Regions from separate parts of the Mus musculus genome. Here regions 1 and 3 are each linked to region 2. The links are chromatin loops, found by intact Hi-C in ENCODE. Cell type or tissue: left cerebral cortex. All regions are shown on one strand.

The links. Peaks named below come from ENCODE experiments on the same cell type or tissue, not always from the same donor. Only the 100,000 strongest peaks of a DNase experiment are listed, where the experiment ranks them.
Region 1: a loop joins it to region 2, with 2.3 times the contacts of the local background. A loop is called at or near these places in 4 of 42 quality-filtered maps.
Region 3: it touches region 2 in a loop (5-fold over the local background); 22 of 42 quality-filtered maps call a loop at or near these places.

What each region holds. Positions count from the first base shown.
Region 1 is chr11:96,784,001-96,786,500 of GRCm38, forward strand. No RefSeq gene overlaps it. Among named protein-coding and RNA genes, the nearest start is that of Cbx1, 3.9 kb to the right of the region's middle. In left cerebral cortex, a CTCF peak has its summit at 1,043 (motif pointing left); a DNase peak (open chromatin) is centred at 1,035.
Region 2 is chr11:96,915,548-96,918,047 of GRCm38, forward strand. It overlaps Cdk5rap3 (CDK5 regulatory subunit associated protein 3), which reads right to left and starts at 967. Exons shown (of 14, transcript NM_030248.2): 1 at 837-967; 2 at 604-649. The coding sequence starts at 842. In left cerebral cortex, CTCF peaks have their summits at 563 and 1,138 (motif pointing right); DNase peaks (open chromatin) are centred at 620 and 1,043; H3K4me3 peaks cover 1,389 bases; H3K27ac peaks cover 471 bases.
Region 3 is chr11:97,021,010-97,023,509 of GRCm38, forward strand. It overlaps Sp6 (trans-acting transcription factor 6), which reads left to right. Exons shown (of 2, transcript NM_001363230.1): 2 at 397-2,500. The coding sequence starts at 454. The coding sequence ends at 1,584. Gm11532 (predicted gene 11532) reads right to left here. Exons shown (of 2, transcript NR_133649.1): 1 at 375-2,500. Among named protein-coding and RNA genes, the nearest start is that of Sp6, 3.5 kb to the left of the region's middle. In left cerebral cortex, CTCF peaks have their summits at 1,020 and 1,353 (motif pointing left); DNase peaks (open chromatin) are centred at 1,014 and 1,325; H3K4me3 peaks cover 790 bases.

The DNA of each region.
Region 1 (2,500 bases), 130 kb before region 2:
AGACCCAGTAACCAAGACAGTTAGATTATATAGGAGGGAAGAGCAACTAGAGGAAAGACAGCCCAGCCCCTGGCCTAGAGAGGTTTAGAGTAGTAAGTGGAGCGCACCAGCCAGGAGGCCCTGTAACAGATAGGGTCTGAGGGGTGTGGGGAGAACATGGTGGTCAGTGTCTGCTTTTATGCTTAGTAGATATCTCAGCCATTAGCCCTGGGTTTGGGACCTAACAGCTCACTAAGTCTGAAGCTAGCCCAGGCTACACTAAGGCTGAAGCTAGCCCAGGGTAGAAACTAAAGCCTGTCTCAAAACTAGAAGACCCTACACACAGGAGGCAAAGGCAGACACATGTCTGTGAGTTCTGGGCCAGCCTGGTCTACATAGTGACTGAGCCTGCCATCCCTGAACTTGTTGCTCCCCAGTCACATGGCTGCCCCCAGTTGGGTTTTTCTAGGGCAGCAGGTCCAGTCGGAGGCCAGGTTCAACCCCATGAAGATTGCCTAGGCAGCTGCAGACTCAAAGCACTTCTATCTGCAGGATGCTCAGCATGACCCTCGGCCAAGTGCAGTGTCACCGACCACGAATCCCTCAGACCCCAGAAAGTCTGCTCCACGTTTTAGTCACATGTCTTGAGACTTCCCAAACCACTTTTCAAGAACCAGTGAATATTCAAGAGGACTGATCGGAAGGCTGAACAGAGGCTTCTCTAGAAAATATTCATATGTACAACATATAGTGTACAATCTTCTACTTGTCATGGATTTCTGCTTCACAAGGTTTAACTATTTTATATACACTGGCTTACAGTAAAACAGCATACAGGAAGGAAGGAAGGGAGGGAGGGAGGGAGGGAGGAAGGAAGGAAGGAAGGAAGGAAGGAAGGAAGGAAGGAAGGAAGGAAAGAAGGAAGGAAGGAAAGAAGGAAAAAGGGAAAGACGAACGGCTGCTCTCCCAGAGGGTCCAGGCTCCATTCCCAGGACCCACAGGGCAGCTTTCAGCCATCAGTTAACTCCAGTTCCCCGGAGATCTGGCGCCCTCTTCTGGTCTTCGAGGGTACTGTATGCACATAGTCCACATGTGCTTAACCATACACATGAAATACACATGAAAATAAATCTTCTTTAAAAAAAAAAAAGCCGGGCAGTGGTGGCACATGCCTTTAATGCCAGCACTTGGGAGGCAGAGGCAGGTGGATTTCTGAGTTCGAGGCCAGCCTGTTCTACAGAGTGAGTTCTAGGACAGCCAGGGCTACACAGAGAAACTCTGGGAAAAAAAACAAAAACAAACAAACAAAAAAAACAGAAAAAAACAAAACAAAACAAAACAACCTGGCCATGGTGGTGCATGCGTTTAATCCCAGCACTTGGGAGGCAGAGGCCAGCAGATTTATAGTGAAACCTTGTCTCAAAACAACAACAAAGGGCTGGTGAGATGGCTCAGTGGGTAAGAGCACCCGACTGCTCTTCTGAAGGTCCAGAGTTCAAATCCCAGCAACCACATGGTGGCTCACAACCATCTGTAACAAGATCTGATGCCCTCTTCTGGAGTGTCTGAAGACAGCTACAGTGTACTTACCTATAATAAATAAATCTTTAAAAAAAAAAAAAAACAACAACAACAACAAAGAGGAAAGGCAGAAAGAAAGAAAGAAAGAAAGAAAGAAAGAAAGAAAGAAAGAAAGAAAAGAAGGAAGGAAGAAAAGAAGGAAGGAAGGAAAGAGAAAATTGTGTTCAAGTGAAACAAAGAATTCCCGACACCAGTGTGGAAAGAATAAGTTCTCTACTTTCCTCACCTTTAAATTACATCTGAGAAAAAGCTTTCTAAAGTGAAGTGGTGGTGGCACAGGCTTTAATCTCAGCTATTGGAAGTCAGAGGCAAGCAGATATCTGATTTCCAGGCTAGCCTGTTCTACACAGTGAGTTCCAGGACAGCCAAGCTTTATAAAAATAACATTATTGTCATGCCTGCAGAAATGCTATAAAGTAGGGCTATAGTAAGTTTCACATTTTTTCACGGGTTTGCCCAGGGTTACTCCATGGACGGAGAGCAGAGACCAGCTTTGTCTGGACTCCTTTCTTCTTTTTGCAACATCACAGTTTCTTTACTCTTCCTGTGACTTGTTTCTTTGCTGTTGTTTTCTTGAGTTCTCACTCATTGCCCTCCGTAGCCCTGTCTGGCTTTTGAACTTACATTCTCCTGTCTCAGACCTTTGTGTGCTGGGATTGCCGACTGTGCACCTGCCCAACAACACACTGCTACTTTAAGGAAAGCGTCGGGGAAGTAAGGGGATTTAATTCCAAACACCTGTCCACTCTCCACCCCACCCCCATCCTGCTACCCACCCCATCCCCCTCTGGTCTCATACAGTCCTGGCTGCCTGGACCTCACAACGTAGATCAGACTGGCCCTGAACTTATGACAATCTTCCTGCTTCTGCCTCCAGAGTGCTGGTATTACAAACCATCACATCCCATCTCTCTCTCTCTTTTTTAAAAGACTTATTTAT
Region 2 (2,500 bases):
CTATGTGGCCAAGGCCTGCCTCTGCCTTCTGAGTGCTAAGACTAAAGGTTTTTTGGGGGGGTGGGGGTGGGGGGCGGGGAGTACTAGGCTGGTACTTGCTATGCAAGCCAGGCTGTCTGAGAACTGCCACCAATCCTCCTGCCTCGGCCTCCCAAGTATTATGGTTACCAGTGTGAACCACCATGGTTGGCATAAAAGGTCTGTATGTGAGTCTTAGGGCCCTCTTCTCCCTAAATCCAAGGAGAGAAACTTTTTAAATAGATGGGAGAGGATTACCCACCCCAAATAATGCAAAATGCATGAAGACAGAACCAAACAGACTTAGGTTTCAAATGGATCAGCCATTTGCTTAACTGTCCATCTTTAACACTATCCATTTGTCCTGTGTGCCTGAATACGATTTGATACTACGTGAGAAACGTTAAAAGTAGAAAACACGGAGCCAGTACAGACTTTCCATGCTTCCTTCCTTGCAGAGCAAACAGTTCGCTGGAGTAAAGCACCTCAGCTGGGACTTTCACAGCTCCTGGCTGCTGGTTGGTGACAGGGGGCAACTAGCAGACCTCCCCCGAGAGCCGACCGCGCGGGGGCGCCCTCTCCTACCGAGCAGCTTGCTGGTCTGGATGTCGATGGGCACGTGCTGATGGTCCTGGTGGGAAATACGACCGGGAGGGAGGGCGTGAACGCGGGAAGGCGATGCGCCTCGCGCGCGCTCATTCCACGAGTCCAACCGCCACCCTGCAGGGGCAGAGCACCCGACAGAGGACGGGAGGACTTGAGGAGGCAGGACAGGAATCCCAGAGAAGACCCAGTTTCTCCAGCCCTGGTCCCCACACCTGCATCCTTTCTCCACTTCCGCTTCCGGCCAAAGACCCCGGCCCAGCCTAGCACCAATCCTGAGCGGCTGTGCTTGAGCCTCAGTTCCGAAACAAACCGGCCTCCTTCAGCCACGTCGCCGTCTTCAGCGGAGCCAATCCAAGACCACGCTCCGCCCCTCTGCTGAAAGCCCCGCCCATCACGATGTTCTGATTGGTTGAGTACCGGAGGGGCGGGAGAATAGCTGACAGCCAATGGAAGGCGAGAGGCGGGCTCCGGCCGGGTGATCTCCAGGAAGGGATGTTACACTTGCACGATGGCGGTAGGGGGCACCCAAGAGCCGTTTTAGGCTGCTTTTTCATCAGCCTGGCGCGGAGCCCCCAGCTAGAGAACGAACACATGCGCGGAACAGGTCCTAGCACCTTCCCGATGGCGTTTCGAAAGTAGTTAAAAAAAATACTTTCTTCCCACCATTTTCTCCCTTTACCACATATAGAAGGTCACAGGTCTCTTGAGGCTCTCGTCACATTTTGTCCTCCCATTTATGATAAATACGATTTTTGAGCACCCGATTCTTGTTGGACGACTGGGACAGGGAAGGGAGAGGAAGCAACACTCATTGAATAGTAAACAAAAAGTTGCGTGGTGGCACACGCCTTTAATCCCAGCAGGGAGGCAGAGGCAGGCGGATTTCTGAGTTCGAGGCCAGCCTGATCTACAAAGTGAGTTCCAGGACAGCCAGGGCTATACAGAGAAACCCTGTCTCGAAAAGCCAAAAAAAAAAAAAAAAAAAAAAAAAAAAGTTGCAGAAGGAAGGATGATGGCGGGTGTTCCTGGTGGAGTGGAAAGGCTGTTTCTGATGGAAGAGACTGCACAAACTTTAAAACTACAGCTGCAAGAGTGGTTCAGGGAAAGACAAGCAGGGGAGACCGGCAAAATATACGTGGTCCAAGACAAAGTGAAGTGCAAGGTCCCTTGTTTCACGAGGGATCTCAAGAGGACACTACACAGGTCTCCCACCTATAGCTGACCTCAGACCCACCTCTATACAGTAAAAGGTTTAAGGCAGTGACCCGGGAGGAGGCTGTAAAAATATAAGGATCGTAACAAAGAGTCCCTCATTAAGGAACTTGGACTTCACACTGCAGACAGAGAGGAACCACTGAAGGGTTTGGTACAAGGAAGGACATAACACATATTGGTTAGGAGGATGGGCTAATGGGCAATAAGGCTGTGTCCAGAGCAACTAGGAGGCTGTAAGGGAGAGGTTGGGCCTCACCTAGGTCAGAAGCTGTAGGGAGGAGATAAGCAGAATTTAGGAGGAAAACAGACAGGCGTTGGCAATAGATTGGCCAAATGGGTGAGGAGGGAGGACTCAAACATGACACTCAAGCTGGGCAGTGGCGGCACACGCCTTCAATCCCAGCGCTTGGGAGACAGAGGCAGGCAGATTTCTGGGTTCAAATTCAGCCTGGTCTACAAAGTGAGTTCCAGCAAAGCCAGACCTACACAGAGAAACCCTGTCTCCAAAAACAAAGCACACACACACACACACACACACACACACACAAAGATGACACTGAAGTGTTGAGTGGGAGTGCCACCACCTGAGATAATGACACCAGTTGTGGAGCATGTGTTGGAGAGGAGGGGCTTTGAACTTGTGGAGTTGGCAATGCTGGGG
Region 3 (2,500 bases), 110 kb after region 2:
TACCTACTGTACCCCATCTGTGTCCTGAGTTAGACTGGAGCTAAGACGACTCTAGATCGTCCAAATAGGTTGGCAGCAAGTCTGCCGGGGGTGGGGGTGGGAACTGCCCAGACTGCTGTGTGGAGATGGCTCCGGTGGCTTTGGGACCAGTCCAACCCCCCCCCCCCCCCCGAATAAGCTGAGTCTTAAGGGCGGGGTCACTTAGTGGAAAGGCCATCCTGTGCCCTGACCTGGACTTTCACATCCATTTCTTCCTAGCATTCCCAAGCTCTAGTCCTCACCCAGAGTCACGCCCCTTTTCCTGATAGGGGCTGGGAAGGAGCCCGTTGCTGAGAAGGGATCTGGGTTAGAAGGGGAAGTAAGTTCTTGCTCACATCTCATCCTTGCCACTTCTAGGTTCCATCTGAGGTACCCTTGACCGTCCCTGCCTTCATTCCATCCCGGATCCCGGCAATGCTAACCGCTGTCTGTGGCTCTCTGGGCAGCCAGCACACCGACGCGCCTCACGCTTCACCGCCGCGCCTCGACCTGCAACCTCTCCAGACATACCAGGGTCACACGAGCCCGGAGGCTGGGGACTACCCCTCCCCGCTGCAGCCTGGAGAGCTGCAGAGCCTCCCGCTGGGCCCGGAGGTAGACTTTTCACAGGGCTATGAGTTGCCAGGGGCCTCCTCGCGGGTAACCTGCGAGGACCTGGAAAGTGACAGTCCCTTGGCACCGGGACCCTTTTCCAAGCTCCTGCAGCCGGACATGTCACACCACTATGAATCGTGGTTCCGGCCGACTCACCCAGGCACAGAGGATGGCTCGTGGTGGGACCTTCATCCCGGCACCAGCTGGATGGACCTCCCCCATACTCAGGGAGCGCTGACCTCACCTGGCCATCCGGGGGCGCTTCAGCCTGCTTTGGGAGGATACGTCGGAGACCATCAGCTCTGTGCTCCGCCGCCCCACCCGCACCCGCACCACCTCCTCCCAGCCGCTGGTGGGCAGCACCTTCTGGGGCCACCCGACGGGGCTAAGGCCTTGGAAGCGGCCGCACAAGAGTCCCAAGGGCTGGATTCCAGTCTGGATGCAGCGTCCCGACCCAAAGGCTCCCGGCGATCAGTTCCCCGCAGCTCAGGGCAGACCGTGTGTCGCTGCCCCAACTGCCTGGAGGCGGAGCGACTCGGGGCTCCGTGCGGGCCCGATGGGGGCAAGAAGAAGCATTTGCACAACTGCCACATCCCAGGCTGCGGCAAGGCATACGCTAAGACGTCGCATCTGAAGGCGCACCTGCGGTGGCACAGCGGTGACCGACCCTTCGTGTGCAACTGGCTTTTCTGCGGCAAGCGCTTCACGCGCTCCGACGAGCTGCAGCGCCACCTTCAGACCCACACCGGGACCAAGAAGTTCCCCTGTGCGGTCTGCAGCCGAGTCTTCATGCGCAGCGACCACCTGGCCAAACACATGAAAACCCACGAAGGCGCCAAAGAGGAGGCGGCGGCGGCGGCCCAAGGCGAGGGCAAGGCCGGTGGCGTGGTGGAACCACCCGGGGGCAAAGGCAAACGTGAGGCCGAAGGCAGCTCGGCGTCCTCCAACTGAGCCCCATGGATGTCACATACCTGCCGTTCTTTATTTGGGGGGGCGGGGGGAATGGGGCGGCCTGAGTAAGAGGAAGGTGGTTATTTATTGGTGATGAGGGGACAGGGAAAGGGACGCTAGGGGTTTTTAGTCTCGGGGGCTACATGGGAGGCTGCTTGAATATTTAGGCTGCCAGGAGCTGAACACGCCCCTCGCTTCTTCCCTTTCTCACTATTTCACCCTCCCCTGAGTTGCTGAAGAGTTGGGATGGAGCGCCCCTACCATGTGGAGGGGTTCGCATAGTAGAGAGATGGCATGTCCCAGAAGCTGAGGGAACTCGAGATTGGGTCGGGGCGTTGGGGGAAGCTGTCTGGACACGTCTTTAGTTCCTGGGAACCCGGACATAAAAGCACCTTGGAGCCGCCCTTCGGCCTAGGTCTCTTTCATCCCCTCTTCTAGTGCTGCTCCCTCTAAAATTTCCGGAGAGAAAGCAGAGATGAGGTGTGTGTGTGGGGAAGCCTGGGGTGGTTCCCCTTAAGGGGCTGTCTACCTAGCTTGGAGGGTTATTAGTATAGAAAGAACTCCCTTCAGTGAATTTCTTCTAAACCCTTCTGGATGGTAGAGCCAGGAAGAGCAGCTCAGCTCTGCAGCCAGGGCTCTGAGCTGGAGGTCAGAGCTGGATGGCATAGAGGAGGGATCCAGCAGAAAAATCCTCTTACAAAGTGGAAGAGCTAGCCGCTCCTTTCAACTCGAATTCAATCCTTAACTCTTAGACCTTGTAAAAGAAAGCAAACTCAGCAGTCGACATTCCCCATCTATTCCCCTAGGTAGTTTCCTAAAGTCAGCTGCCAGCACTTGCTCCAGAGTTGACAAAACAACCCCCACCCCACTCCCAGGTCCCCATCCCTTGCTTTCCTGTTGGGGGTGGAAGGGAGAG